Regions from separate parts of the Mus musculus genome. Here region 2 is linked to region 1. The links are chromatin loops, found by intact Hi-C in ENCODE. Cell type or tissue: left cerebral cortex. All regions are shown on one strand. Links, peaks and the distances in the headings refer to the core of each region. The heading gives the core; the rest is flanking DNA.

Region 1 (16,296 bases), core at 5,024-13,023:
AAATGGGATATCCAGGGAAAAGAGTGATTGTTTCTAAGCCATCACCTTACATCATATAAAAATCAATTCTAAGTGTATCAAAGACCCTAATATCAGAGCCGAACACCAACCATAAAACTTTTAGAAAACAGGATGGAAGCTTCTTGAGGTTGAATTTGGCTCAGTTTCTCTGTCATGGTGCCAGATGCATAGGGCCATGATAAAAATAGATAAAGTGGACTTTAGCAAAATTGAAAATGTTTGTGCATCAGAGGATCTTATCAGTCATACAGCCCAGCAGGTCTTTGTGGCACTTTTCACAATAATCAAGGCATGGACAGTAAATGTCTATCAGTGGATGAATAAGTAAGAAAATGTGAATGTATCTTCACATAGGAGTGCCACTGGACCTTTAAAAGGAGGCAGCTCTGTCATGTGATTCTGTGAAAGAGCCTAGAGGACAGGATGCTGGGTGAGACAGGCCTTGCGTGGGAAACTCCACACAGTCTCTTCCATGATCTCAACAATGTGGAAGGAGAGAGTGGAATGAAGCTGACCAGAGACTTCGTGGAGCAGGAGCGATGGGGAGTCACTGGTCAGGGTCCAAGGTTTAAGACAGACCAGAAGGTTAGGTTTTGACAGGTCTGACACATCAGGGGAATTATAGTCAGCCATAATGTATTGCAAAGAAATGAACAATAAATTTTAAATGTCTTAGCATAAAAAGTATAAAGGAAGTAACAACTGTGTCAATCAACTTGTTTTAATCATTCCTGTATCTAGATATAATTTCACTTAAATGTATTCAATTTTTGTGCCAATTTAAAAACCATTACTAATAATAAACAAAGGCTTTTACCAGGAAAGTGACAAAAAAGTCCGCTTTTAGAATAGCAGAATATATTTGTAAGTAAAACATCTGACAAGAGGTTAATATTCAGAATGTGCAAGAAACTCCAACACTAGTGGAAAAACAAAACAAAACAAAACAAAACAAAAAACCCCAAACATCCCAACTTAAAAACAAGAAAAAGACTTGTAGTCTGTATTTGCAGGGTAACCTGGAACTTGCTATGTAGACAAGGCTGGTTGGGAACTCAGAGATCCCTATGGTGTGCTGGGATTAAAGGTGCCATGCTTAGCTTATTATGTGTTTTACTGTGAATTGATTCGCATCCATCGCCATGGTGGCTGTATTTGTATCTTGAGATGTATTTTTCTCCTTGAAACTTTTACCCATTTTTCACACCCTTGATAAATTGCACCCACCGTCAACACTCTGTAATAAGAAGGGTGGCAAGGTCACTCACATATTATGTCCAGCTTGATTGAGTTGCTCCTCCTGACGCTGACTGGATTCGAGATTTCACACTGATACTCGCCGGCATCTTCCCTCTTAATAGGGTCTATTCTGAGGATGCTGTTGTTCTGGGAGAGTGTCATTCTCTCTGTGAGCTGAAGACTCTGGCTATTGAAGAGCCACTGGATGTTGGCTCCAATGTCATTCGACAAGCAGGTCAGGGTCACAGAGTCTAGTTCTTTGACTGTGGTGTTGGTGACTTGGAGGAAGGGCTGAGTCACTGGCTCTGTGGACAAACAGAGGAGGGGACCAGCTGAGAGTCCTTCATCCTTAGAGATCTCAACCAACTCACAGGGCCCACAGAATGAAACGGTCCTCTGTAGGGTCACATGTTAGAGTTCAAGGTAAGATCTGTAAGGAGAGAGATGTAAACTCCTCCTACCCAGATCACTCAGAGTGACCCTTGTCTCAGGGCATTTGTATAGATTCCTCACCAGGAGCCTCTCCATTCCATAAATCCAGAAACCTCACCAGGGAGCAATGTTTTTCCCAATGATTTTTTTTTGTGCTAACTTTCAGTGAGTGCGGTATCAGGTACCTCTGTCACAAAATAGCTCTCTATTCTGTAATTAATTTGTCATGCGGTTAAGTTGGCCCAGCTAATCTTAAAGATGTCAAAGCCTAGACCACAGGACTGGGAGAAATCCCAAACTAAAGAATTTCTATGAGAAGAAAAATGTTATTTCCTTGCCCCATGGATAGGGACTAAATACCACAGTGAGGAAGTGAATGGTCACAGTGTTATCAACAGCTTGCCACTCTGGTGCTCACTACAGATTTCTCTAAAAGACAAGGTCTCACTACTGTACAGTCCTAGATAGCCTAGAACGTGGTCTGTAGACCAGGCTAGCCTTAAACTCAGAGACCCATCTGCTTCAGCCCTCTGAGTGCTGGGATTAGAGGTGTGAGCCACCACACATGGAGCATACCACAGAGTCACCAGGTGCTTTCCTTGTCCTTTCCTCTACACAGAAACTCAACAGGAAGGTCCCTGTTCTGCAAGCCAGTGCCCTTCACTGTTCTCAGGGATCACCCAGTGCTGGTGTCTGGGGCTCACACAGCTGGACCTTTAGAGCCAGGACACAGTTCAGAGCCAACTGCCCCAAAGTTCACTTTTTCACTTTTCCAGTCTTTGGGAACAAGCAAATCCCCATGTACTCTTTGCTGACCACCAGTGGCCTTTTCTTTCACTATTTATTTATTTATTTATTTATTTATTTATGATTTTTGAGGCAGGATCTCACTATGCAGCTGAGGCTGGCCTGGAACTCACTATGTGTACCAGGCTGGCCTCAATCTCATAAATCTCCCCCTGCCCCTCCCTCCTCAGTGCTGGGGTTAGAGGTGTGCACCACCACACTCAGCCTATGTTTATTTTTAAACCTTGAGAAGAGCAAGTGAAAAAGCATCATCAAATTCCCTGCAACGTGGTTCACCCCATCTCAGCACAGGGCTCCCAGTTATCTCCTGTAACCCAGTCTTCCCATCCCATCACTCAGGGAGACAGGAACAGATCTGGGAGCAGAGCTCAGAGCTGCTGGTCCCCATCTGAGGGGATTTTTCTCCTCTCACTTGGAGAAAATGAATGTGCGCATAGTTCAAAGCCCTGAGTGTTCCTTCTCAGTCATGGAGATCACCAAAGGAAGATGGAAATGGCAGAAGGCATGGGTTAGTGACAGAAGGAAATCTCCCTCCCTTGGGAAGTCCCTTACACCACCTGAGGCTTTTCAAGGCTGGGAGAACCTCCTCCTCCATTCCAAGTTCAATGCCAGATCAGCCAGGAGAAACAGAAAGGGGTTAGATACAGGGATGGAGGAAGCAGCTCTGGGGAGGATTGCATTTTGCCTGTTCCCATAGAAACAGGCTGGAAATGATGCTGGTTTGCACCTTCCCAGAACACCAAAAGACTCCACTCCAACCCTGGTGCTGATACTTCAGAGATCCACTTACCAAGGACTGTAATGTTCTTGACTGTGGTCCTACTGAGGCCAGTGACAGAGTTATTGACGAAGCAGGTATAGGTTCCGCTATTATTAGTAGTGATGTTGGGGATAAAGAGCTCTTGGGAGGATGCATGGGGCTTCTCATTGATAAGCCAAAAGTACTGTGCAGGTGGGTTAGAGGCTGCATGGCAGGAGAGGTTGAGGTTTGACCCTGGATGCAAATAAATATCTGAGGGGGATATAATCGGGGTGTCCGGACCATCTGGAGCAAACAGAATAAAGCCAAATGTGACGTCAGCAGAGGGAAGGGGAAATCCTGGTCTCTAGAAGGCTACAGGATCTGTGCTATAACTTCAGTTAAGCAGGTCCCAGCCAGAGCCTGGGTGAAGGTTAATAGAAGGGTACTCATGTAGTGTGCATGCGTCCTGGTCCATCACTAACACACAGAGAACAGCCCCACTGGACACTCAAGTGTTCGCTGAGCCTGAGTCTGAGATGTCCCCTGTGTCTCCATCACCCTGATCCTCTCTAGATAGGAGTAATCCCTCCAGTTCATTCTAGCTCAGGACTGCGCCTGGCTTCATGTGCTTGGGCTAGGCCAGCATATCATGGCCCACCTAGATATATATATGTGGTGGGTCTGTCATGAACCCAGAAGCGAATGTGTGTCCCGGCTCTAGCTCTCTGTATTTAGGCAGCTGTAGCAAGGATGGGGAAGAAGTTACTCACAGATAATGTTCAGGCTGAATGGGTCACTTCGGTTGACACTCACTGGATTCCGGGTTTCACACACATAGGGTCCTGTGTCATTCCTCGTGACATTGAGTAAAGTGAGAGTCCTGTTGCCCTCAGACAGCTTCAGCCTGTCACCTTCTGAAAGGCTTTCACCATTTCTGCTCCACAGGTAGTTTATATTATCAGGGTCAGTGTAAGAGTCACAGGTTAATGATACGGAGTCGTCACCCTCCACGGGATTGGAGTTGTTGCTTGTGATGTTGGGCTTTAATAATATGGCTGTGCAGATAATAGAGAGAAGATTGCCCTGTGTGGTACCTCTGATCTTTACAATGGCCTCTTTCAATCCAAGCTGGTCTCTTACCTCCCTGCCAACCCAGATCCTTAGAGAACCAGGCAGGAGGCAAATTATAGGCAGATGGAGTATCTGAGTGCTCAGAGAGGATGGGGTCTCCTGCACTGTGTATGGGAGAAGCAAGGCTCTCTCCTGAGTAACTGAGCTGCAGTTTGTTGATGCACAGATCCAAGTCTCAGAATCAGAGACCTCCTCTTATGTCCTGGTACTCACTGACTGGTTGTCTGCCTTTAGACACAATCTGTCGACTCCCTCCATTTTCCAGGACAGCTGCTGCTCAGGGTAGACAGGTGCCCTCCAAGCCTTTGCTGTTCAGGGTTGTCCTACAGATGGGCAGTGAGGACACTTCCCATTGAGCTTCCCAGAGAATCCTCACAGCCTGTCAAATACCTCACACAAGAGACTTGCAGTTGCCTAGCATTCAGGTTGGGCCGGGCTACAAGGTGGGCCAATTTTGTCGGGTGTTTGGTGTTGACTGACATGAGTAAGAAGAGATCCCCCAAAAGAGAAGCCTGAGTGCAAGAAATTATCTAAAAGAATAACAAGTGCCTAATAAGATCTCCAGGGTGGGGAGGCTGGAGATGTGGCTCTGGACAGATAAACTCATGCCACCCAGGGCCTATGTGACCCTGACTCAGTGACTGTATCTACTGCCTCAGTTTCCCCATAATAGGACATATGGTAAATGATCATTGCCATGCCTGCAAATGAACCTTAAAAGGAGCAATGATCTGACCTTCCATAGACCAGAGTCTGTTACTATTTGCTGCAGGAAATAATCCCTGGGCTTGACACCCTGGAGAGCAAGGAGCTGCCATTTGTACACGGTTTCCTCCTATCATTTTAGGGCTCTCGATTTTCCTGGGAAGTCTCACAGGAACATCACAACAGTTGGCTAGTTGTCTTTCATACCTCTCCATGTACGCAGAGCACACTGGGTCTCAGAAGGAGATACCCAGGTGACCTACCTCAGACATGGCTCTAGTCTAGGCTGACTGTCAACAGCCTACCAGCCTACAATCAACCGTTGTCCCTGTCAGCTCTAACAAGAGGGCAAATCTCAACCCAGGCTAACAACTTCCCAGGGTTCCTGGAGTCCAGGCTGGGTCTGGAGCAAAGTTTCCTGGTGCTCACCTCTCCGTGAGATTCTCATGGTTTCCTCAGGCAGGCCCTGCTTGAGCCCTGAAGGGTCTTTCTCGAGGCCATGCTCAGGATAAGCAGCCTAAGTTACTGTGCAGAGTCTGACATCCTCACACTGAGTTACCTCACAATCTCTTCTCTGAAGGAGTGGGTCCAAGTGAGGCATCGCGGTTTATTGCTGTATTTCTCCCCTCTGTGTGCCCCGAACTAAATGCTCCCACCACAATGTAGGGGACATAGTTGAGTCATCAAGGATTGACAGTGCTGTGTGGGAAGCAGGATTAACTCTACCCATGACGCCGAGGTTACAGATAATTACTTACGGTGTACATGAAATCGCACAGTCGCCTGAGTACGACGATAGTTTTCATCTGTCATATCTAGTGTGTAGACTCCCATATCCTTCATGGTGATCATTTGGAAGAGCAGGGATCCATTGCTGTATATTATCTCTCTGCCGCTGTATGCTTGCCCCGTGAAATTCATATTACTATTTGGTACAAATCGTGCAATTTCTTTGTCTATAGCCGTAGTGTTTCCCTTGTACCAGGCAAAGGCTCCAAGCGCCAGGGGCAGATTGTGAACAAGTAGAAGAACATTGTTGTCTTCAGCAACCTGGGGCGGCACAGCCTCAATGGTGACTTCAGCAGTGGTGGCAGGGCTCCAGGAGGCTAAAAGTGAGGCTAAGAGGGAAGAGAGAAAGACCTATCAATCTTAGGACCTTTGCAAAACCTCTCAGCCTTGCTGTGCCTGTGTCCTATTGGGTGGTGGCCAGCAGATCACCTCCATTCCTCATCTTTCCACTGTAGGAAACGCTCTTCTCCGGCATTCACACAGCTCACCTCTCACTGCCCTCAGACCCCAGCTCACACTCAGAGTCTTTGCTGAGTGTAGGCCTATCTTCTCTGACCCCCTCCTCTAAAGACCCTGCACCTTCATTTTCTGGCCTTTCTCTGCTTTGATTTTTTCTGAAGTGCTTGCCAACCTGACCCCACCTAGATGCCCTCGCAGGTCTGCCGTTTTACACATAGAACTAGGGCTTTGTGTGCAGGGCTAGGTGGGTTTTGGCTTAATCCCTGCTGCCTGGAACATGCTCATATACCTGTTTGCAAATCAGTGTCCCAGAGCCTAGTGTATTTGCAAATTTCTCAGTGTAGTATGCAATAATTCTGTTTACTTGCCCCAGTTTGGTTTTTACGTGGAGAGTCACCCTGACAGAGTTGTGGACTTCAGTCTTCAGGATATCCTAGCCAGTGCGATAAACTTAACAATAGCAAAGAACTGAGTTACTCCTCACCACTAGCCAATTCACACTCACTGAGAGCTTCCTGTTGCCGTCAAGCTTCAAGCAGAAGCCAGATGTCCCTTCTCAGGTTCCTTTCCTCTCCCAGAAGAGCCCAGCCAGTCTCTGAGCTCCCCTGCTCTCTACTGGGAAGGAATATCTCCTTACCTGTGAGCAGTAGTCCTCCCCAGGGAACCTGCCCTTTGTGGAGATGTGCTGAGGCCAGCTCCATGTCTCTGCTGCCTGCCTGCTAGCTTCTTCTCCAACACTACTGCTAAGCCAGGCTGCCCTGATATCTGCCCTGCTTTTCTTAAAGGAGCTTTGTCTCCTCCCAGGGGAGGGCACCTCCCAGATCCACGTGGGCTGGGGGTGGAGCCTGTGAGTCTGACAATGCTGAACTCCTGTCAGTGTGGGCCTCCCGTCCTTCTATTCCTCTTTCCAGTTCAGTGTTCTAGAACATACTCCGAGCAGCAAGGCTGAGGAGTGCCCTGTGCCCTGGCCTTGGGGCTGTCAACTGCAGCAGGAGTTCCAGCATTTCCTGTAGCCTAGAGTGACACAAACCCCCATGGGAGCCCTCTGTGCCCTGCTCTCAATGCTCACAGAGGTGGGGTTTACTCCAGGCAGGAAGTGGCAGAGTTATCTGGAGGGTTAAGGAAAGGCCTAGCTGAGTGATGACTGGGTAGGACCTGATCCATCGTCACTGATGACACCAGTCATGTGTCTGATCCTAGGATACAAGTTGTCTCAGGGGCTTCATATCCTGGGTGTGCAGGAGGAGGTGACCTGTGTGTCCTGGAAAGAGGACTGTGTGCTCCACCTTCCTATGGAGGGTGCCAGGGAGACCTCCCCAGCTTCCTGTGCTGGCCAAATGTGATTCAGGTCTGCCCGTGCCCTCCGTAACCGTCCCAGGATGGCTCTGTTCTCCTTGGTGAATGCCCTGGGATTTCCCATCTCTCCCATGGATGATGGAGGATGGAAGGGACCACATCGGCTGTCCTTGCAGAATGGAGTTCTCAGAGATACAGGAAAGAGCCAGGAGGACAGAGTATGGTTAGGTGAGGGAGCTGGCTCCAGGTGTGTCAACTGGGATGGAAACTGCAATCCAGGTTGCAAGATAGGTTCTTGCGTATTCTTTCGTTGGTCATCCAGATCCCGGGAGCTCTGTGGGGGTCTGGCCTCTTGGCACTGTTGCTCCCTCCACTGGGCTGCAAACCCCCCTCGGCTCCTTCAGTCCCTTCTCCAACTCCTCCATCTGGGACCCCATGCTCAGTCCAATGGTTGACTGTGAGCTTTCGCCTTGCCTCTGTACTTGTCAGGCTCTGGTAAAGCTTCTTAGGAGACAGACAGATCCGGCTTCCATCAGCTAGCACTTCCTGACATCCACAATCGTGTACAGGTTTGGTGGCTATATGTTGAATGGATCCCCAGGTGGGGCAGTCTCTGGATGGCCTTTCCTTCAGTCTTTGCTCCACACTTTGTCTCCGTATTTCCTCCTGTGAAGATTTTGTTCACCCTTCTAAGAAGCAGTGAAGCATCCACACTTTGGTCTTTCTTCTTCTTAGGCTTCATATAGTCTGTGAATTGAATCTTGGGTATTCTGAACTTTTGGACTAATATCCACTTATCAGTGAGTACATATCTTGTTTGTTTGTTCCTTTGTGACTGAGTTACCTCACTCAGGATGATATTCTCAAGTTCCATCCATTTGCCTATGAATTTCATGAAGTCATTGTTTTTAATGGCTGATTAGTAGTCTGTTGTGTAAATGTACCACATTTTCTTTCTTTCTTTCTTTCTTTCTTTCTTTCTTTCTTTCTTTCTTTCTTTCTTTCTTTCTTTCTTTCTTTCTTTCTTCCTTTTTTGTTTTTCGAGACAGGGTTTCTCTGTATAGTCTAGGCTGTCCTGGAACTCACTTTGTAGACCAGGCTGGCCTCGAACTCAGAATTCCGCCTGTCTCTGCCTCCCAAGTGCTGGGATTAAAGGTGTGCGCCACTACCGCCCGGCTGTACCACATTTTCTGTATCCATTAGTGACACATGGCCCTGGCCAAACATGTGGCAGAAGATGGCCTTATTGGATATCAGTGGGAGGAGAGGCCCTCAGGCCTGAGGCTGTTCAATACTCCAGTGTAGGGGAATGCCAGGGCAGGAGAATGAGAATGGGTGGATGTGGGAGCATCCTCATAGAGGTAGGGGGAGGGAGGTAAGGATAGGGGGGTTCTGAAGGGGAGACCTGGAAAGGGGAAAACATTTGAAATGTAAATAAAGAAAATATACAAGGGGTGGTCATGGCTCAGGAGTTTTTTCTGTTGATTATATGGTCCAATTTCGCCCCCTGGTGTTCAGGAGGAGACCTGCAGCTCACATCTGGGTTGCCCTAAGGATGGTAACAAGGCTTTCAAAACTGTGGAGGAGTTGAGCACTAAGGTTTCCAGGAAAGATCCCAAGTGTATAGATCTTTTCAGGATCCATTCCTTTTTTTTTTTTTTTTAGCTAGAGACTATTATATCTGTGAAATGAGACTGACTGCCATTTGATCTGCAGTTCCACGGTGACTAATGAGGTTGATCTCCCATTCCCATGTGTCTAGTAACTTAGTTGTACATCTTGTTCCTGGGCAGCAATATCCTAGAACTGTGCTTTCTCTATAATTGCTTTATTCTGACTTCTAAATTTTAAAGCAAAGCACTTTCATTCACCAACAATAGCATATTTTAGAATTGTAACATTACAGAGACAAAGTTTGGAGCTGAGACAAAAGGATGGACCATCTAGAGATTGCCATATCCAGGGAGCCATCCCATAATCAGCCTCCAAACACTGACACCATTGCATACACTACCAAGATTTTGCTGAAAGGACCCTGATATAGCTGTCTCTTGTGAGACTGTGCCGGGGCCTAGAAAACACAGAAGTGGATGCTCATAGTCAGCTATTGGATGGATCACAGGGCCCCCAATGGAGGAGCTAGAGAAAGTACCCAAGGAGCTAAAGGGATCTGCAACCCTATAGGTGGAACAACATTATGAACTAACCAGTACCCCGGAGCTCTTGACTCTAGCTGCATATGTATCAAAAGATGGCCTAGTCGGCCATCACTGGAAAGAGAGGCCCATTGGACTTGCAAACTTTATATGCTCCAGTACAGGGGAACGCCAGGGCCAAAAAGTGGGAGTCGGGGGGATGGTATGGGGGACTTTTGGGATAGCATTGGAAATGTAAATGAGGAAAATACCTAATAAAAATTATATACATATATTAAAAAAAGAATTGTAACATTAAAAACCACAAAAAGGAAGCTTCTTAGTGTGTGTAATTCCTGGTGTGTTAGTATTTGAGATGCAGTAGCAGTGAGTCAGCATTCCTTGGAATTTGTTTTATAAATTCATAATTATGATTATTTAAGCATACTTATGAGTGTCTTCACTCTCTATAGTTTTTATAGGTGAAATTCTTGTTTAAAGAACTATGGGCCCTAATTGTTGGTACTTACAAGAACTACACTGTACAGGAATATTCAAAGGATGAAAGACAGAACTTCAGATCCAGGCCTCCCAGTAAGGCAGCAGCCCCGCATGGAGTCCCACGTGGACACTGCTTGCTAAGGGCCTGTTTTACGTCAAAACCGGTTACATGCGAGAGAGCATCCAAAGGGCCCACACCAGGTACATCATATGTGTGAGCCCATGAGGGAGCACTTTGTCTCCTTAGAACTACCACACCATTGCCAGGCGGTGGCGCACACCTCCAACACTCGGGAGGCAGAGGAAGGAGGATCTCTGTGAGTTTCAGGCCAGCCTGGTCTACAGAGTGAGTTCCAGGACAGCCAGGGCTACACAGAGAAACCCTGTCTTGAAAACCAAACCAAACCAAACCAAACCAAACCAGACCAAACCCCTTCATGTTCTCCTTCCTAATGTTATATATGTAATTACATGTGTACATGCAGACATTAGAGCTAGGATCCACAAACAAGAAAGGACATATGGGGTTTTCTTCCTGAGATCAAATGATCTCATTTAACATGATATATTCTAAGTCTATCCACATCCCTGTAAACTTTGTGATTCATCTTTCTGTAGAGACGAACAATACTTCACAGTGTGTGTGTGTGTGTGTGTGTGTGTGTGTATGTGTGAGTGTGTGTGTGTGTGTGTGTGTGTGTATGTGTGAGTGTGTGGTAGACTTGTATTGTGCATTCATATATTGATGGAGATCTAGGTTGGTTCTACTTCCTTGCTATATGGGATGGAGCAGCTGTAATCATGGGAGTGCAGATATCTCAATGGTAGGGTACAGGTTCTCTGGGTATATGTCCAGTGAAATAGCTGCGTTATATGGTATTGCTATTTTTTAAGAGACTTCCACACAGCTTTGTATAATGGCTATTAATTTGCACACCCACCAGCAATGAGTGTGTGTTTCTCTTCCCCCCCACACTCTCTCTGTAGGCATAATGTTATTGCATATTGTTTAAATATTAACCTTGTATAATGCTGATTTCTGTGCCCCTTTGCCAGGTAACTATCTATACTGTGTCTCCTGCTTCAGGGCTGTGTAAGCATTGGTCCCCATTTATTCTCTGATTTGTCAATAAAAGCTGATCAGCTAATGACTGAGCAGGGTTTATAGAATAGGACTGGACTTCCTCCCATCCAGGGGAGGGAGGGAAAGAGGGAGGAAGGAAGGGAGAGAAACAGAGAGGAGGAAGAGAGATTAGCCAAGGGGAGAGAGTCCATGAGACATGATGGAGAAACAGCTGGAGCAGAGAAAGCCATAAAATGCAAGGATCTTGGGGATTTGGGCTGGGAGGCCACCAGATTAGCTTAGAGGATTAAAATAGGTTCATACTGCTCAGTTGTGCCCTTAAACCTTTAAATAAATATAATACTCCAGTCTATTATTCGGGAGCTGCTACCCGGGTAAAGAGAAAACCAAACACTTATTAAAAAGCCACCAACACCTCTCCCAACATTTGTTATCAGTTACTTTGATTATAGCTATTCTAACTGGGGTGGGCTGGTATCTCACAGCTGTTTAATTTGTATTTCCATGATAACTAGGTATTGGGCTTTTTCTGAGTTGTACCAGTTATTTGTTGTGAGTATAGTTTATAAATGTTTTCCTGCTCTGCATATTCTCATTTCCGTTTGTAGATTTAATTCACAAACTTGCTGTCTGAGGGTTACTGTCGCTGTGATGAAACATCATGATCAGAGGGAACTTTGGGTCCGAAGGGTTTATTTGGTTTACACCTCCCTATTACTTACTGCTCATCATCAAAGGAAGGCAGGACAGGATCTTAAATAGGGAAGGAGCCTGGAGGCAGGAGCTGATGCAGAGGCCATGGAGGGGGGCTGCTTACTGGCTTGCTTACCCTGCTTTCCTATAGAACCCAGGACCACCAGCCCAGGGACAGCAGCAACCACAATGGTCTGGGCCCTCCCTCATGGATCAATAATTTAAAAAGTTCCCTACAGGGTTGCCTACAGCTGTATCTTAAGAATGCATTTTCTCAATTGGAGCTCCCTTCTCTGACATGACTATAGCCTGTGTCAAGTTGACATAAAGTTATCCAGAAGACTTAAGTAAACTTGACTAAAGCATGAGGGCCAGTATTCATTCACAAAACCAACTATTGTTTTTTAATGCAAATTCTTCTAAAACTTAAAAGCAATTTAATTTTTCACATTTGAAAGTGTTTAATAGTTTCCAGAACATTAAGCCTTTGGGAGGTAGACCAGCTTGCTTGCTCTTGTCCTCCCCTCCCCTCCCCCCCCCACCCCCCCAGGTTTCGAATGAGGGTCGGTGGAGGCACTTTTGTGTTCTAAGTTTTTTTTTTTTTTTTCTGTTTTCTTCAAATAGTGAAGAGGATTGGAGCCACTTACTTTTTTGAAAGTACTTTAATTATTTGACAACTCCACACCCACGTGAAAATATACTTTGGTCATACACAACCCCATTCCTTAGTCACTGCTTCCCACCCTGCTGCATGTGTGAAGTGGACACTTAAGGGCTCCTTAGAGAGTCCATTGTGTTGGATGGTATTGCGCTGGGGCGCACACAGGAAGGAGTTTTCCTCAAGTGGACACTAGTGAGCAGGACTCCCTGCTTAAGGACATTACCCTATTGCACCATGAGGTTGAACAGCATGGTCTCTTCTGCCTGCTCTGTCCTCTCTCTGTGGAGAAGCGCTTCAGCTCCCGCACTGCTTCCGTGCCTTGCTGCTCTGGTGCCAGGCCTCTTGTCCTTCCTTGAAGCTGAACTTTCAGACAGGCAGCAGCAGCACCCAGAGACACACGGGCTGAGTCCCTAACCTCTTCTGCTCTCAGTGTGGCCTTCCAGTCCTTTCTGCCCTTCTGTCTTCATGGCCCAGTCCTCTAGAACACACTTTGAGTAGGAATGTTAATCAGGATCACTTGATTTTCGAGACCAGGTTACCCCAGGGCTAACCTCTGCCATGTCCTGGCCCTGGCCCTGCCAGCATCAGAGGGAGCCCCTGTCCTTCCTAAACCCTGTGGTTTATTCCCTCTTGTGATACAGAAACCCTGCTGAGCCCAGTCTGCCCATTGAGCAATCTCAATGCTCTGGGAAGTGGGATTTACTCCCAGCAGGAAAGTGACAGAGATTGTCTGTGAGGTCTGGAAAGGGGCCAGTGGAGTGATGACTGGGGAGGGGATGGAACCATTGTCACTGGTGTCACCAGTTAGGTTCTGATCCAGGAATGGAAGCCCAGGAACAGTTATCTTAGAAGATTTGTGTCCTAGATGTGCAGGAGGATGGGACTTGTGTGACCTAAGAGAGAATGTGGACCTCATCATCCTATGAATAGTCTCAGGGAGAGATGCTACCTGCCTGTGTGGGCTGAGCTGTGTCTGGGGTCTGTTCATGTCCTCTTGACCTTTCTGGGACAGCTTTGTCATCTGTCTAGGTGACTCCCCTATAATCACCTGGTCTCTTCTGGTGAGTGATGGCCAGGAGGCAAAGTAATATCCTCAGAGACATGAGAAGAAGACAATTTTAGAGCAGGCTTGTGGGAGATGTCTGTAGATATTGGGACTGTTGGAAACTAGGTGACTTAGTTTGCTTTCTATTGCTGTGATAAACACCACGAGCAAAGCAACTAGGGTAAGAAGGAATTCTTTTGTCTTACAATATACAATATATATATATATATATATATATATATATAAAGTCCATTTTGAAAGGAAGTCATAGCAGAAACTGAAGCAGAGTCCCTGGAAGACTGTTGCTTCCTGGCTTGCTCCCAAGGCTTGTTCAAACTGCTTTTTAATACAACTTGAGGCCACATACTCAGGGGTGGCATTACTCCTAGAGGGCTGGGTCCTTCCACATCAATTACAAATCAAGAAAACACCTCACAGAGTTGTCTATAGGCTGAGAGAGTCCATGGCCAGCAGACTAATGACCAGTGTAAGGCAAGATGGAAATCCTGTTCAACTTTAGGTCCTATGTCCTGCTGCGCTGTTTTGAATGTCCCTTTTCTTGCCAGTCCCATATTGCTTTGTTATGTTTGCTCTTAGTATATTTGACCTAAATATGGTGACTCCTATGCACTCCCCCTTCTGCTCGTGGTTGCTTTAGCCATTTGGGACCTTGTGCTTCTGAGTGAATGTAGTGTTTTCTATTTCTCTTCACAGATATGCTTTTGTGTTTTTGGAATTTGATGGGGATTGCACTGGATCACTTTTGGTAATATCATCACTGGACTGGTTTGACCCACTGGCTGCCAAGGTAATGAATGGAGACTTTTTGTGATTATGAAAGCTTGGCCTTAGCTTAGGCTTGTTCCCAACCAGCTTGTATAGCTTCAATTTACTTATTTATCCTAATCCACATGGCTCATTACCTCTCTCTTAGCCAATCAGTCCCAGCGTCTGTTTCTCCCTCTGCATCTTGCTGGCCAATCCCCTGTGCCTGATTCTTTCCCACAGTTTTTAATCTCTGACAGATGTCTCTCCTCTCCTTGCCTCGCCTCGCCCCGCCCCATCCTGCCCTCCCCCTCCGCTCCCCTCCCCTCTCCTGTCCTCTCCTCTTTGCTATAGGATATTCAGCTCTTTAGTAAACCAATCAGAAGGATGGAGAAGAATGTTTACAAAACACTTAGACAGGTAAAGTTTCATAAAAATAACAATAACAAGGTTGGCCTGTACTCAAATCTTTGCCACAGAAATCAACATTGGAATAATACAAAGGTAACCTTTACACAAGACATTATCCCAACATCTTCCCCTTTTAGACAAATAAAGGGTCTTTCTCTCAAATCAATAGATGATATATAATAAGAACAATTATCAGGTAAGAATTACATTCACAAATGTCCAGTCCTTTTTACCTGGCAACTTTGGAGAAAGTGCTCCACTATTGATCCTATTTTGGTGAGTCCAAAGCTCTGCACCTAAGTCACTTTCTATCACTATTAAAGCTTTCAGATTCTCTGACCTTTACAGCTTGCATCTGCCATCTTTAAACATCTTTGACATTTCAACAGTTATAACTTGTTTTTATCAACCTTTAAAACATCCTCTTAGATCCTGCACAACTTAAACTTTATATGTTTATAAACGTGAACCTCTTTTGTGAGTTTTAACTTTCTGAATGTGATAACAAGGAAACTTTTAGACTATAACTATATAGTCTTCATTCCCACCAAAGACGTGAGAAAGATACATTTTACCTGAGTAAACAGGAAGTTCAGAGCAAGCAGCTTCCAAAACTGTAGATATGACAGAGACAGCTGGTGTTGAACAGTCACCTGAGATGCCTCTGCAACATTGAGACATCTATGAAGTGGAAATTTCTGGTTCTTAGGAAACTCAGTTATGTTATCTGCTGTTTTGCAGGTGCATACAGGTGAAAGGATGTTTTGCTGAAGCAGACACAGGAGAGGGCCTGTGATGTTTAGAAATAATGTAAATATGACCCCACAGAGAGTGGGAGGAGGCTCTGGTGTTGGTTTGCCTTGCATCACGTTGCTAATGTTCACTTGCTGTAACTTGGTAGAGAGTAACTTGCTGAAGAACTTCTTGTGATATTCCTTTGGCTACTTGCTGACTCTGCAGACTCAGGCCAATAGGTGGAGCCATGTGGTTTCTTCTGAATTGAACTGCCATTGCTGAGTTGTGAGTGGTTATTGCCAGGTGGACTGGACTGCTGCTGCTGATACATGCTGGTGTTGTTCTAGTGGACTGCTGCTGCTGCTGATACATGCTGGTGTTGTTCTAGTGGACTGCTGCTGCTGCTGATACATGCTGGTGTTGTTCTAGTGGACTGCTGCTGCTGCTGATACATGCTGGTGTTGTTCTAGTGGACTGCTGCTGCTGCTGATACATGCTGGTGTTGTTCTAGTGGACTGCTGCTGCTGCTGATACATGCTGGTGTTGTTCTAGTGGACTGGATTGCTGACGATGAAGATTGGAATAACCCCAAAGAACTATTTATAAACAGGTCTACAACCTGTTTCCTATTAACTGTTATTTGAT
Region 2 (16,296 bases), core at 3,570-11,569, 700 kb before region 1:
AAAAGGCAGGGAGGAAGGAAGGAAGGAAGGAAGGAAGGAAGGAAGGAAGGAAAAAAGAGAGAGAGAGAACCAGGATATGTTTGGTAGAGGCTCAGTATGGTGAGGTGGAAAGGGTTGCCTCTGCAGAACCATACTGAGACATTCCTTCCCCCTGAGGTACCAGTCATAGGATGGATATAGTATGTAATAGAGGTCATTTAGGGCATGGGAAGGGGAATTGATGGGTAGAGACAGAGAAAGGCAGGGGAGGGGGGAGAGGAGGAGGATAGGGTGAAGAAGAGGAGGAAGAGAGGGAATAAAAATGTGGAGACTGGCAGGAACATGTGGAGAGAGAGTGGGGAGGAGAGCAGGGAGAGAAGTGACAGAGAAGGTAAGAGAATAGGAGATCAGGAAAAAGACTTTAGCGTTAGGAGATTCTTGCTTCTGGTCTTCAGAAGTTTGTAATGGCTCTCCAGACTGTAGGCTTAGGGTGGCAGGCACAGGGATCACTGTGGGAGTGGCCAGGCCTCCATGAGGGCAGGGTACAAGAAGCCACACACTTCCCAGGTGGTGGAGGTGACTGGGATGGAAGAAAGGCTTTGGATTCCTACTTGGGGTTAGGAGGATAAGATACCACATGGTCCTGGGGGATCCACTGATGGGTGGGGTGGCATGCTGGCTCTAGAGATATCTTTATGGGGTTAATATCCCATAATGCCATGCTGTCCATATGCAGCTGAAAGAGACTAGTGGGGAAACCCCCACTCAATTACCGATTCGGCTTGCACCCAAGAATCACGAACAGACGACCATCTTGATGTAAAAGCATGAGGTAGTTTAATGACGGAGCTCCGGGCTGACACATATCTCCCGCAGGAGACAGAGGTGTTGACCACATGGTGGAGCCATAATGGCAGAGCTCCGGGTCGAAGCATATCTCATGCAGGAGACAGTGGTTTCGACCCCGAGGCTTCGAAGCTAGGGTTTTTTATAAAAAAGGGGTTGGGCTGGGGGAGGAATTGGCGAGGTTTCACATGATTGGTCCATTTAAACATTAGCAGCCTGTTAACATTTAACTTAGGTCAGAAGGGTGGGAGATAGGGAGGCGCTGAGCCAGTCCGGCATGTCATTATCTTTATGGCTAAGCAGCCTCAGTAATATCTTAATGACGGGCCTGCCCGGCATGTCCTGGCCTGTTCTGCTATGTTCTCACCCCCAGGTTTCAAAGCTCACAAACAACTCTTTGGGCTATTTGACATAAATTACATGAATCACAGGTCTCAAGTTTTATTTCCTTTCACAGCACCATAGGTAGAATAGTTGGTGGGCATGTAGACCAGCTCTAGGGTCACAGCTCCAGGACACAAAACAGTCCTTCAGGTGGCACAGTGAGTGGGTGGGCTGGTAGGTGAGGAGACTGGCTCTGGGGGTTCCTTGCCACACCCACTCCAGTAGTGACTTTCGTGACAGGCCCAAAAGCTTGGATGCAGTCCCAAGGCGAAAAGTTCACAGAAACTTAGTCTCCTGGAACCGTGGCATCCTGTAAAACGAATGTTCCAAATCTGTCCTTGCTTTAGTCGGTGAACAGATCTGTGTGCTTCCTTTCAATATTTTATTGTAAGTGCCTCTAAGGATTGATTTTGACATATAGCTAAGTTAGATTAGCCTTCACCAGTGTTCCAATATCCTAGGAAATTGTCCAGCCAACCTTGGGCTTTGATCTTTGTAAGAGTGTTACTCATTCAGATGAATATGCCTCCAGTGTTGATAGACAGTGATAGAAATCAGGCATTACATTCTACTAGAATAGAGCTAATAATCTCAGGGCTGGTCTACAGAGTATATTTAGAACAACAGCAGGGTCACTCCCACACACAGGAATTTGCAATGATCTCGGAAGAAGGAAGGTGGTGGTCTAAGAAGGAACTAGAGTAAATACTTAGAACAACAGAGAGCAGAGTCACTCCCATACACAGGAATTTACAATGGCCTAGGGAGAAGGTGGACTATACAATAGACTAGAATTGAAACTATGGCAAGGGCATGAAGCCCTTGCCCCTGGCTTCTAAGATTAAGCTGACCTTAGGTGGGGCTGCTTTTGATCCCAGTTGTTAACATTGATTTTTATCCCAGTTGGTTCCTGTTAGCTTTTATGTATGCATTCCTCTGTTTTGTTGTAAAAGTCATTTTGCATCCGATAACTTCAGTGCACCTTGGATGACCTTAATGTATCACTTAACTTCCTTGTTTCCTTCTGTAATATAAGTCTGATGCTCGCTTTGAGAAATTGCATTCAGATACAACACTCCCTTGTGTTCACATCTGTTTGTCACTTTTTTGCCGACTCCCTAACCACCTGTACTGGGACCCTGATTCTCCTGTGGGTTTAGGGGCTGACTGAGTCCAGTCTGCAGCAGTCCCTACCTTGCATCACAGTTGCAGGAAGCTATGTGGTCATGATGTGAAATGGTGAGTGGGGCAAACAATTTTTTGTTTTTTGTTTTGTTTTAAGAAAAATGTGGGACTGGGAGCTGGCTCAGAGGGTAATGCCCTTGCTCCACAAGCATAGCGTCTCAACTGGACCATACACACTCCATGAGAAGCAAAGGCAGCAAAAACCTAGAACTAACTCCCTGGCTAGACTTGCCAACATGGCAAGCTGTGGGTTCAGACTCCAAGTCAGCATGGAAACGTGAGAGTAATTGGGGAAGCTACTCAGTGTTAATCTCAGGCTTCCACACACATGTGTACACTTGTGAGTTCACACTCATGCAAGCCTCCATACACACTAAGTACACACAAGGAGTATGTAGAAAAGGCAATGAGGAGAAAGCAAAGTTTTCCCATGAGCAGAAGCTAATGACTCAGAACTATGCTGTATGAGCATGGAGGATAAGAAGAAGTCATGTGGATGGATGCAAACATAGGACCATTAAACACAGGTGTGAATGTATTCAAGAGACAGTGTTTCTCACATGAATAATTAATACAAATTAAAATGCAGAATGTTTCAGGGTGTGGTGGTTTGAATGTATTTGGCCCAGGGAGTGGCACCCTTAGGAGGTGTGGCCTTGTTGGAGAAGTTGTGGCCTTGTTGAAAGAGGTGTGGCCTTGTTGGAGAAGGTGTGGCCTTGTTGGAGGAAGTGTGTCACTATGGGGCAGGCTTTGAGACCCTCCTCCTAGCTGCCTAGAAGGCAGTCCTCTCCTGGCTGCAGTTTTGTCAAGATGTAGAACTCTCAGCTCCTTCTCCAGTACCATGTCTACCTGGATGCTGCCATGCTTCCTGCCATGATGATAATGGACTGAACCTCTGAACATGTAAGCCAGCCCCAATTAAATGCTGTCGTTTGTAAGAGTTGCCTAGGTCACTTTGTCCCTTCATGGCAATGAAACCTTAAGTAGGACACACACATGGTAAATGTAAACCCTGGTGATGACATAAGACACGTTCATGGGTAAATTTTATTTTACTTCTTGACCAGTTTCCCCTCCCTCCTCTCCTCTCATTCCCTCCCCACCACTTCCTGCCACCATCCACTCCTCCTCCATTTCCCTTCAGAAAATGAAGGGCCAGCCTTGATGGATATCAACCAGCCATGGTATAAGACATTGCAGTAAGACTAGGCACTTCCTCTTTTATTGAGGCTAGACAAGGCAACCCAGTGGGGGGAAAGCATCCCAAAGCAGACAACAGAGTCAGAGACAGTCCCTCTCCTGATGTTAGGGGTTCCACATGAAAACCAAGATGCACATCTGTAACATATGTGCAGAGGGTGTAGATTAGTGCCATGCAGACTTCATGGTTGACAGTTCAGTCTCTGTAGAGCCCTATGGGCCAGGCTATTTGATTTGGTGGATTTCTTGTGGTGCTCTTGACCCCTCTAACTCTTACAAGCCATCTTCCCCAGACCTGTTCCTCTGGACTCCCCAAGCTCTGCCTAATGATTGGCTGTGACTCTGCATCAGTTTCCATCAGTTGCTGGGTGAAGCCTCTCTGACATCAAATAGGCTAGATGCTGACAAATGAGTATAGCAGAATGTCAATAGAAAGTATTTCATTTGCTTTCCTTTTCTCTTTCTTTTTCTTTTTTTCCCATTTGTGTCTAGTTGTATCCTGATCTCTGGGCTATCCAACCTCTGGCTCCTGGCCCTCTGGGCAGTTTCAAGGGTGAGCTCCCTCTCATGGCCTGGGTCTCAAGCTGGACCAGCCATTGGTTGATCCCTCCCACAATTTCTGTATCACCTTTACCCCAGCATGTCTTGTAGCCAGGACAATTGCAAATCAAAGGTTTTGTGACTGGGTTGGTGTCCCAATGGCTCATCTAGGCTCTATCTCCCCCACTGCTAGAAATCTTAACTGGCATCACCGTCATTCATTCCTAGGAATTTCCATTGCTCTAGGTTTCTAGCTCATCCCAGAGAACCCTCCCAGTTCCAGTTGTCTCTCCCTGGAGACTCTCCCTCTAGAACACAAAATTGCCTCCCCTATCCCCTCCTTTGAAACCTTACTGGGGAAAAAAAAAAGAAATAGAGAACTAGTCTACCTCCCAAAGGCTTTCTGAGGGTCAGAAGGATATACCATGTTCTGGACACTTTTTTTAAAATTTTAATTGTATTTGTAATTCATTTTTTACACTGCATATTCCAATCCACGCCCCTCCCCTCCCACCCTCCAACTGCTCCACATCCCATACTTCCTCCCACTACATCCTGTCTCCACATGGATGCCCACACCCTCTACCGCATCTAACCTCTAAACTCCCTGGGGCTACCAGTCTCTTGAGGGTTAGGTGCATCATCTCTGAATGAACATAGACCTGGAAGTCCTCTACTGAATGTGTGTTGAGGGCCTCATATCAGCTGGTGTATGCTGTCTGTTTGGTGGTCCAGTGTCTGAAAGATCTCGGGGGACCAGATTAATTAAGACTGCTGGTCCTCTTATAGGATCAATATTTTCCTCAAATTCTTTCATCCTTCCCTAATTCAGCAACAGTGGTCAGCTGCTTCTGTCCATTGGTTGGGTGCAGATATCTGCATCTGACTCTCTCAGCTGCTTGTTGGGTCTTTCTGAGGGCAATCATGATTGATCCCTTTTTGTGAGCACTCCATAGCCCCAGTAATAGTGTCAGGCCTTGGGCCCTCCCCTTGACCTGGATCCCACTTTGGGCCTGTTGCTGGACCTTCTTTTCCTTAGGCTCCTCTCCATTTCCATCCCTGTAATTCTTTCAGACAGAAACAATTATGGGTCAGAGGTGTGACTGTGGGGTGGAAACCCATACCTCACTTGATGTCCTATCTTCCTCCTGGAGGTGGACTCTATAAGTTCCCTCTTCTTACTGTCCGGCATTTCATCAAAGGTCCCTCCCTGTGAGTCCTGAGATCTGGACACTTTTAAACATTTTCAAATATGAGAATTTAATTTGATTTTAAATCCTAGAAGAATGCACTAAAAAGAACATGTTGGTTTGCAAATGAGAATTGGCCTTTATGCTTTAGTCAAATTTACTTAGTAAGTGTGGATAAATTTATATCAACTTAACACAGGCTACAGTCATATGAGAGGATGGAGCCCCAATTGAGAAAATGCCTCCACAAAATCTGGCTGTAGGACACATGTAGGGGGTTGTCTTAATTAGTGATTGATGTGGGAGTGTCCAGCCCATTGTGGTTGGGGCCATCCCTGGGCTGGTGGTCCTGGGTTTTATAAGAAAGCAGACTGAGCAAGCCATGGAGAACAAGCCAGTAAGCATCACCCCTCCGTGCCCTCTGCAGCAGCTCCTGCCTACAAGACTGGCTCTGTCTGAGTTGCTGTCTAGATGTCCTCCAGTGATAAGCAGGTATGTGGACGTGTAGGCTGAGTAAGCTCTTCCCTCCCCCTTCTGATCACGGTGCTTCAGCACAGCAATGGCAACCCTGAGACAGTGAGTTTATGAATTAAAAGTACAAACTGAAATAACAACCACAGAACAGAAAAACACACTTGTGAATTGTATATATGATATGGCTTTTGTGTTTGGCATAAGTAACTGGTACAGCTTAGGAAAAAAAAGCAATGCTTAATTTTGGGAAATGCAAATTAAAGCTACTATGAGACGCCAGCCCACTCCAGTTAGAATGGCTGTAATCAAATTAGCTGATAACAAATGTTGAAGAGAATGTGGAGAAAGAGGAACACTTATTCATTGCTGGTGGGTGTGCAGATTTCTGTAGCCATTATACAAAGCTGTGTGGAATTCCTCAAAGAATTTGCAATAGCATATAATGCAGCTATTTCACTGGACATTTACCCAGAAACCCTGTACCCTACCATTGAGATATCTGCACCCCAATAATTATAGTTGCTCCATCCTCTATAGCAAGGAAATGGAACCAACCTAGAGCTCCATCAACAAATTAATACACAATGCAAGTCTATCACACACACACACACACACACACACACACACACGGTGAAGTAGTGTTTGTCTCTACAGAAAGATGAATCACAAACTTTACAGGGATGTGGATAGACTTAGAATATATCATGTTAAGTGAGATCATTTGATCTCAGGAAGAAAACCCCATATGTCCTTTCTTGTTTGTGGATCCTAGCTCTAATGTCTGCATGTACACATGTAATTACATATATAACATTAGGAAGGAGAACATAAAGGGGTTGGGTTTGGTTTGGTTTGGTTTGGTTTGGTTTGGTTTGGTTTGGTTTGGTTTGGTTTTCAAGACAGGGTTTCTCTGTGTAGCCCTGGCTGTCCTGGAACTCACTCTGTAGACCAGGCTGGCCTGAACTCAGAGATTCCTCTGCCTCTGCCTCCCGAGTGCTGGGGTAAAGGTGTGCACCACCACCTGGCAATGGTGCAGTAATTGTAAAGAGACAAAGTGCTCCCTCATGGGCTCACACATATGATGTACCTGGTGTGGGCCCTTTGGATGCTCTCTCGAATGTAACCGGTTTTGACGTAAAACAGGTCCTTAGCAAGCAGTGTCCACGTGGGACTCCATGCGGGGCCGCTGCCTTACTGGGAGACCTGGATCTGAAGTTCTGTCTTTCATCCTTTGAATGCTCCTGTACAGTGTAGTTCTGGTAAGTACCACCAATTAGGGACCATAGTTCTTTAAACAAGAATTTCAGCTATAAAAACTATAGAGAGTGAAGACACTGAGATGTATGCTTAAATAGTCATAATTATGAATTTATAAAACAAATTCCAAGGAATGCTGACTCACTGCTACTGCATCTCAAATACTAACACACCCGGAATTACACACACTAAGAAGCTTCCTTTTTGTGGTTTTTTTGTTTTTGTTTTGTTTTTTAAAGATTTATTTATTATTATACTAAGTACACTGTAGCTGTCTTCAGGTGCACCAGAAGAGGGAGTCAGATCTCATTACGGATGGCTGTGAGCCACCATGTGGTTGCTGGGATTTGAACTCAGGACCTTTGTAAGAGTAGTCGGTGCTCTTAACCACTGAGCCATCTCTCCAGCCCGTGTTTCTTATTGTTACAATTCTAAAATATGCTATTGTTGGTGAGTGAAAGTGCTTTGCTTTAATATTTAGAAGTCAGAATAAAACAATTTTAGAGAAAGCACAGTTCTAGGATATTGCTGCCCCAGGAACAAGATGTCCAACTAAGTTACTAGACACATGGGAACGGGGGATCAACCTCATTAGTCACCGTGGAACTGCAGATCAAAAGGCAGCCAGTCTCACTTCATGACTATAATAGTCTCTAGCAAAAAGCTGAATGGATCCTCAAAGGATCTCCACATCTGGAGCCTTTCTTGCTTAGCTCCATCATGGAGCTGGGAGCCTGGTTACCAACCTTAGGGCAGCCCAGATGTGAGCTGCAGATCTCCTCGTGAACACCAGGGGAGCCACTGAACCATATACTCAACAGAAAAACTCCTGAGGGATGAACATGTCTTGCAGCCTGGTTTCCATCCCAGTTCTGACACACCTGGAGCCAGTTCCTTCACCTAACCATACTCTGTCCTCCTGGCTCTTTCCTGTATCTCTGAGAACTCCATTCTGCAAGAACAACCAATGTGGTCCCTTCCATCCTCCATCATCCATGGGAGAGATGGGAAATCCCAGGGCATTCACCAAGGAGAACAGAGCCATCCTGGGAAGGTTACGGAGGGCACGGGCAGACCTGAATCACATTTGGCCAGCACAGGAAGATGGGGAGGTCTCCCTGGCGCCCTCCATAGGAAGATGGAGCACACAGTCCTCTTTCCAGGACACACAGGTCACGTCCTCCTGCACACCCAGGATATGAAGCCCCTGAGACAACTTGTATCCTAGGATCAGACACATGACTGGTGCCATCAGTGACGATGGATCAGGTCCTACCCAGTCATCACTCAGCTAGGCCTTTCCCAACCCTCCAGATAACTCTGCCACTTCCTGCCTGGAGTAAACCCCACCTCTGTGAGCATTGAGAGCAGGGCACACAGGGCTCCCATGGGGGTTTGTGTCACTCTAGGCTATAGAAAGTACAGGAATTCCTGCTGCAGTTGACAGCCCCAAGGCCAGGGCACAGGGCACTCCTCAGCCTTGCTGCTCGGAGTATGTTCTAGAACACTGAACTGGAAAGAGGAATAGAAGGACGGGAGGCCCGCACTGACAGGAGAACAGCATTGTCAGACTCACAGGCTCCACCCCCAGCCCACGTGAATCTGGGAGGTGCCCTCCTCTGGGAGGAGAATCAACTCTGCTAAGAAGAGCAGGGCAGATACCTGGGCAGCCAGGCTTAGCAGTAGTGTTGGAGAAGAAGCTAGCAGGCAGGCAGCAGAGACATGGAGCTGGCCTCAGCACATCTCCACAAAGGGCAGGTTCCCTGGGTTGGACTACTGCTCACAGGTAAGGAGATATTCCTTCCCAGTAGAGAGCAGGGGAGCTCAGAGACTGGCTGGGGTCTTCTGGGAGAGGAAAGGAACCTGAGAAGGGACATCTGGCTTCTGCTTGAAGCCTGAGGGCAACAGGAAGCTCGGAGTATTTGTGAATGTGAATTGGCAAATGGTGAGGAGAAACTCAGTTCTTCCCTATTGTTAAGTTTATCGCGCTGGCTAGGATATCCTGAAGACTGAAGTCCACAACTCTGTCAGGGTGACTCTCCACGTATAAACCAAACTGGGGCAAATAAACAGCATCCATACTACACTGAGAAATTTGCAAATACACTAGGCTCTGGGACACTGATTTGTACACGGGTATGTGAGCGTGTTCCGGGTAGCAGGGACTAAGCCAAAATCCACCTAGCCTCACAAAACCTCACAAAGCCCTACTTCTACTGGGCAGAAAGACAGACCAGCAAGGATATCTAGGTGGGGTCAGGTTGGCAAGCACTTCAGAAAATACAAAGCAGAGAAAGACCAGAAAATAAAGGCACAGGGTCTTTATAGAAAGTCAGAAAATATAGCCCTACATCCAGCAAAGACTCTGAGTGTGAGCTGGGGTCTGAGGGCAGTGAGCGGTGAGCTGTGTGAATGCCTGAGAAGAGCGTTTCCTACAGTGGAAAGATGCAGCGTTGCTGAGGAATGGAGGTGATGAGGCTGGCTGCCACTCAATAGGACACGCACTCACAGCAAGGCTGAGAGGTTTTGCAAAGGTCCTAACATTGATAGGTCTTTCTCTCTTCCCTCTTAGCCTCACTTTTAACTTACTGGAGCCCTGCCACTACTGCCCAAGTCACCGTTGAGGCTGTGCCGCCCAACGTTACTGCAGACAACAATGTTCTTCTACTTGTTCACAATCTGCCGCAGACGCTCCGAGTCTTTTACTGGTACAAGGGAAACAGTGGGGCTGGACACAATGAAATTGGACGATTTGTAACATCCATTAATAGGAGTAAAATGGGGCTTGCACACAGCGGCAGAGAGACAATATATAGCAATGGATCCCTGTTCTTCCAAAGTGTCACCAAGAATGATGAGGGAGTCTACACATTATATATGCTAGATCAAAACTTTGAAATTACTCCGATTTCTGTGCGATTTCATGTACACCGTAAGTAATTCTCTGTAACCTCGGGGTCATGGGTAGAGCTAATCCTGCTTCCCACACAGCACTGACAAGCCTTGATGACTCAACTATGTCCCCTACATTGTGGTGGGAACATTTAGTTCGGGGCACACAGAGGGGAGAAATACAGCAATAAACCGAGATGCCTCACTTGGACTCACTCCTTCAGAAAAGAGATTGTGAGGTAACTCAGTGTGAGGATGTCAGACTCTGCACAGTAACTTAGGCTGCTTATCCTGAGCATGGCCTCGAGAAAGACCCTTCAGGGCTCAAGCAGGGCCTGCCTGAGGAAACCATGAGAATCTCACGGAGAGGTGAGCACCAGGAAACTGCTCCAGACCCAGCCTGGACTCCAGGAACCCTGGGAAGTTGTTAGCCTGGGTTGAGATTTGCCCTCTTGTTAGAGCTGACAGGGACAACGGTTGATTGTAGGCTGGTAGGCTGTTGACAGTCAGCCTAGACTAGAGCCATGTCTGAGGTAGGTCACCTGGGTATCTCCTCCTGAGACCCAGTGTGCGCTGTGTACATGGAGAGGTATGAAAGACAACTAGCCAACTGTTGTGATGTTCCTGTGAGACTTTCCAGGAAGGACAAGAGCCCTAAAATGATAGGAGAAAACCGTGTACAAATGGCAGCTCCTTGCTCTCCAGGGTGTCAGGCCCAGGGATTATTTCCTGCAGCAAATAGTAACAGACTCTGGTCTATGGAAGGTCAGATCATTGCTCCTTTTAAGGTTAACTTGCAGGCATGGCAATGATCATTTACCAACGTGCACTGTTATAGGAAAACTGGGGGTAGGAAATAGCTATTGAGTCATGGCTCCATATGCCTCGGAGTGTCTGTGGCACTAGCTTGTCTGTCCTCAGCCACACCCTGGGGACCTTATTAGCTATCCATGCATTGGAGAGGAGCAGTGGGTTCAGAGATGTTGGTTTCAGGCATGCACAGCCTGAGTGGAAGCCTGGTCCAGGAAATGAAAGTGTTGAGCAGAAGTCAGCTTTCCTCAACAGAAGCCAGGCCTGACCAGCCCACACTCTCTTCACTAGACTTGGAATCACAGGGTCCCAGGTATGCTGGTGTCCTTCCTAGCAGAGGATGAAGGAGAAGGCTTTGTTTTCTCCCACAAGAGCCTGCAACCAGCATGAGGAAGAGTGTATAATTAGCTCTTACTGTGATGGAGGAAGAGGGAAGGAATGAGCTGGAAGCCCCTTACTTACTGAGCCAGAGTCTCCTGACAGGGTCAGTGAGAATTAAATTAGGTATTGTAGGAGGGGGTCACAGCAAGACTGAGACTGTGTCAATATTATTGCAAGAAATCAGACATTTTTATACTCTTGTCAGAAAGAGAATATAATGGTGGTTACCAGGAAGAACACAATTGTAGTTGCCATGATAAAATGACAGTATTCGAGCTGGACAGGGTCCCCAAAGAATAATGTCCGAGACTAATTGTTCTGCCAAACTCTATTTGCTCTGCTGACTTCTAGAGAATGCAGAGATACAAAGATAGCTTAAATCTCCCCTGCCTGAGGGGGGCATCTAACTGAAAGGCATGAGGTGCCCCAGGAGCCATGGGCTCGAACCTGAAAACCTAGGTTAGGAACCTCTTAGGGCTGCTACACCAGGCTGAATGCAAGAGTCCCTGACACCCCCTTTTTGATTTTTTTTTTTTTTTTTAAGATTTATTTATTTACTATATGTAAGTACACTGTAGTTGTCTTCAGATACACCAGAAGAGGGCACCAGATCTCATTACGGGTGGTTGTGAGCCACCATGTGGTTGCTGGGATTTGAACTTCAGACCTTCGGAAGAGCAGTCGGGTGCCCTTACCCACTGAGCCATCTCACCAGCCCCCCCTTTTTGATTTTTAATTTCAGAGTATGCAAGTCAATCTTTAAAGTAGATATGAAGAACCGAATTAATATTAAGGCTATAATGCTTCCCAATGTGACAACAACAACAACAAATTCCCAGAGACATTCTTATGGACCGAAGTTTAATTATAGACAGAAAAAGAATGAGCAAACATCTTTGCTAGGTTTTATATGCCCTGAGGAGAACCACAAACGTATCTTTAGGTCCAGAGAATTTCTGAATCTGATTTGATGTAACATCTCTCCAGTGGACCATGGCTTTAGAGGAGGAGGTCAGAGAAGATAAGACTCTGAGTGTGAGCTGGGATCTGAGGGCAGTGAGCAGTGAGCTGTGTGAATGCCCGAGAAGAGCATTTCGTACAGTGGAAAGCTGTAGCATTGCTGAGGAGTGGAGGTGGTACTGCTGGCTGCCACCCAATAGGACACAGGCACAGCAAGGCTGAGAGGTTTTGCAAAGGTCCTAAGATTGATAGATCTTTCTCTCTTCCTCTTAGCCTCACTTTTACCCTCCTTGAGCCCTCCCACCACTGGCCAAGTCACCGTTGAGGCTGTGCGGCCCAACGTTGCCGAAGGGGAAAACGTTCTTCTACTTGTTCACAATCTGCCACGGACGCTCCGAGCAATTTACTGGTACAGGGGAACCACTGCGGGTGAAAGAAATGAAATTGCACGATTTATAACAGCCTCCAATAAGATTATATTGGGGCCTGCACACAGCGACAGAGAGATCATATACAACAATGGATCCCTGTTCTTCCAAGGTGTCACCAAGAATGATGAGGGAGCCTACGCACTAGATATGCTATTTCAAAACTTCGATCATACCCTAATGCCTGTGCAATTTAATGTTCACGGTAAGTAATTCTCTTTAACCTCTGCGTCGTGGGTAGAGCTAATCCTACTTTACAAATTTACAATTTTTAGGTACATAATTTAGAAGGTAATATTCTATGAGGAGTAGCCATACTACCCTTCTCCCTTTCCTTTGTTTTAAAATAATGTTGAAATTGTCCATTGGCTCTGTCAACAAATGATTTGCCCTGAGTTTTCTATGGTATGCCTCTGATATGGGTTATATCAAACTTTTGGCAAAATTCTGTAAAATACTTAGAATTGTACACAATGGCATTGCCCATTTTTAATATTTTACAGATGCCTAAAAGAGCAAATCCTTAGAATAAAAACGAGTTGGCATCCTTAACTGCTTCTCCAGATAGGGGGACAGTAGCAATAAGCAAAGAGGAAGTGTATCCAGAATGACACGAACATATTTTAATTTCCTAAATCTGGGGACATAAGTAGTGTCCATGTGACAGATATGACTTGGCAAAAATCCTCCAGGAGTCATGGCATAAGAGAGTAGAGGTTGGTATTATCTCTTACACATGAAGGGCATCCATTAACTATCAGGAGAGCCTGCTATTTAGTTAGTGAAGCTTGGTTTTAATGATGAAGTGTTTTGGTGAAAGTGTGCATGGGATTCTTGTATTTTCTTTAGGTTGTTAATTTCTAGGAGAAGAGTTAGTATTAAAAGGGAATCTGTCTTTGCATTTCCCTCAGACAAAAGTCCTGTGTAGCTGTCCTGCGGCCATGGACAAGCTGGATTTCCCTGAAAAGGGGGCTGGAAATGAAAAAGAGATGGGGAGGGGGGACAAGAGAAGAATCAAGCCAAGACAAGGTTCTGATCAAGGCTCCAAATTTAATATTCAGCACTGTGTTTATATAGGGGGAACCCACAGACCAATCCTTTTTTTTTTTTTTCCAGCTGAATTATGTTGCAAAGCAAGGTCAGAGGGCAGTCTCATCTTCTAAGTTCCTGTAGGAAGTTGCACTTGCAACCCAGGGGGATAACTCCACTTAGGCTGTCAAGGTCCAACAAGGCAAACGCTCAAGGTCTATTCAACCTGCTCAAGGCTGGGAAGGGCACAGTCCTGGCAGATTAGAATGTGACCTGATATAGCCAAAATAAACTGGATTTTTGGCGTCTGCTTTTTCGGTTGAATTAAGTGTAATGAAATGAAGAGAGGTGATGGAAAAAGCAAGCTGCAATGTTTCTAGGCGCTGCCTGGCCAGCACTGTGCACTGTAAATCAGAATTTGGGTTCAGAGGTTGAGGCTTCCATTGTGAGGTGATGTAAGTGACGAGACATCTGCTGTGCAGAAGCACCTGGGTGGGGAGAAATCCGTGAAGCACTGCTAGGAACCTACACATGTAGTGGCATCTACAAATACTGTTTGTTTAGAGGGCAATGCCTGCAGCCTGGTTCCTTTAGGAAAGAGAATAGAGCATGTTTTGATGCAAAATCAGTAAGTTTACTCGAAGGGATATGGTTATCAGTTTGAAATGGATCTGCAACAAAAGCCAGTGCTAAGCCATGCAAAGTATTCATCAAAAATCCCAACAGTTTTTCATCAAAACGAATACAACATTTTTGTTGGCGCTTGCCTGGATACTTGCTTTGTGTGAGACCTGACTAAAATGATGAATTCAGCAACTATGAGCCGATACGGAGTGATCACCTTTTTGGGGGGTAATAGAGAGATGTATCTGTTCTATTGGACCCTCATCCCAGAGCAATCCTGTGGGGATTTGGGAGACAGGATACCCAGCAATGTAGCGACAGCAAATGGATCTGAGATGCACTGAAGCTGAGGGTTTTCCGCCTACCGTAATACCATACAAGCAGGCTGAGTCCATTCTCTGGGAGAAGGGTCACAATTCCCCTTAAGAACTTCAGATTCAGGTTGCAAGAGTGGTGTGGGAATTTTAAAGATAGATATAATCCAATTTATGGCTCCTAGCAGGTTTTGAAGATCATCTGGTCTTTAAGGTGTCCTCCCTAACTTCCAACTTTGAGGAATGATTCCTGAAGGCTTTATAAATTCTCCAAAATATGAGACTGGAGGAGTAGGTTAAGATTTTACAGGAGCTATAATCAATCCATAAGGAGCTAATCCAATTTATACCTCAGCAAATAAATCTCCTGGCATTCTATTCTTCTCAGCAGGCACGAGATATTATCCATATAATGTAATTACAATATTAGCAATATTATTTTTATTATACTGCTAATAATTTTTATATTATATCTATTATGTTGCTAATAATGCCATTTTATTTTATTAGCATGTAATAAATACAGGAGGAAACGGCCCTTTAGCTCTCCCAAAAGCAGTAGCAACAAGTTTTTGGTACAAATTTGAGCTATGAGGCAAAGCTTTCCAATGATGATTTGCATTGGTTTGGCTGAGTTAACAGAGGCATCCACAAGCTGTCCCCTGCTGACATTTCAAAAGCTGTGGGCACATGATTTTCTTGATTTCTAGTAGCTTGGTCCTGACAACTTTTTGAATACTCAGTCTTTTACACTAAATATTCACCCCTGTAAGACAAGCTTTGCTAAGATCCTCCAGTCAGAGGGAACAAAATAGCCAGAAGCAGAATGAAGGAGACTGTGTAAAAGAGGGCAGTTGGCCCACCCTGAGCACAAGCCTGCTTCAGATGCTTAAGAGTCTCAAGTGAACTGGTATATAGTTTTTAGCTCATTGCTGTAGTTTCAGGATGCAGCATTCACTCACCAGGAAAAGAAAAAAAAACAAAAACAAAAACAAAAACAAAACAACCCTTCCATGTCTTTTCCCGTGCCCGGGCTCAATACAGGGTCTGGGAGACCAGTATGGTGACTGAAAAGGAACTAATTATTTTATGGAGGGTGAGAAACCTCCCCAACAATGTTTTCTGACTGAGAGCAATCAGACAAGAGAGGACATGAAGCAGCAGGAAACAGTCTCTGCAGCATCAGGACCTGTTCTGATGGACAGGGGATGGGAGCAGAGGGAATTGGAGCTAGAGGTGCAGGGGAGGGGGAGGAGGGGGAGGGGGAGGAGGAGGGGGAAGGGGGAGGAGGAGAGGGGGGAGGAGGAGGAGGAAGAGGAGATACCGAGCCTCCTCACAGAGAGACACATGCTGTATCTTCAGGTTTAATCCTCCTTCTGTTCGCAGGGTTAGCTCTGCTCTTTCCAGATCATTTTCATTTTTGATTATAACTGTGTCCCTTTTCTCTCTTTGTTCTTATTTCTTTCCACAGCTAAAAAGCAGTAGGAATTTTTTTTCCAGCCCCCTTGCATTTAATTCTTCTTTCATTGCTCTTTCTAACTGGAACCGAACTCTGGGAAAGAGGGCTGATGCTCACTAGTGAACCCCAGGGATTTCATCAGCTGACGGTGCCTTGCTTCACCTCCTTCCACCAGCAATAAAGTCCGCATAACTTCTGCAAACAAAGGTTGGCTCCTTCGACTCTATCTGTTCCATTTCCACCGAAGACCACTTAGTCTTCTTATTATACTTGTGTGCACACCACCGCCAGGAGTTCCTCTCATGTTTTTTTTTTTAATGATTTTTCATAGATACCCATATTTC

What was found. Peaks named below come from ENCODE experiments on the same cell type or tissue, not always from the same donor. Only the 100,000 strongest peaks of a DNase experiment are listed, where the experiment ranks them.
Region 2: it touches region 1 in a loop (14-fold over the local background); 6 of 42 quality-filtered maps call a loop at or near these places.

The regions. Positions count from the first base shown.
Region 1 is chr7:25,470,509-25,486,804 of GRCm38, forward strand. Ceacam1 (carcinoembryonic antigen-related cell adhesion molecule 1) reads right to left here and starts at 7,117. Exons shown (of 9, transcript NM_001039185.1): 1 at 6,963-7,117; 2 at 5,836-6,195; 3 at 4,012-4,296; 4 at 3,290-3,544; 5 at 1,290-1,565. The coding sequence starts at 7,026. All of the region lies in intron 4 of 4732471J01Rik (RIKEN cDNA 4732471J01 gene), which reads left to right. Gm38967 (a long non-coding RNA gene) reads right to left here. Exons shown (of 2, transcript XR_881898.3): 1 at 15,492-16,296; 2 at 12,678-13,183. In left cerebral cortex, for the core only: a CTCF peak has its summit at 9,133 (motif pointing left); DNase peaks (open chromatin) are centred at 7,143 and 9,129; H3K27ac peaks cover 250 bases.
Region 2 is chr7:24,768,499-24,784,794 of GRCm38, forward strand. It overlaps Ceacam10 (carcinoembryonic antigen-related cell adhesion molecule 10), which reads left to right and starts at 8,706. Exons shown (of 4, transcript NM_007675.4): 1 at 8,706-8,841; 2 at 9,628-9,987; 3 at 12,372-12,731; 4 at 15,965-16,158. The coding sequence starts at 8,778. The coding sequence ends at 15,978. In left cerebral cortex, for the core only: a CTCF peak has its summit at 7,836; DNase peaks (open chromatin) are centred at 5,640, 5,646 and 5,995.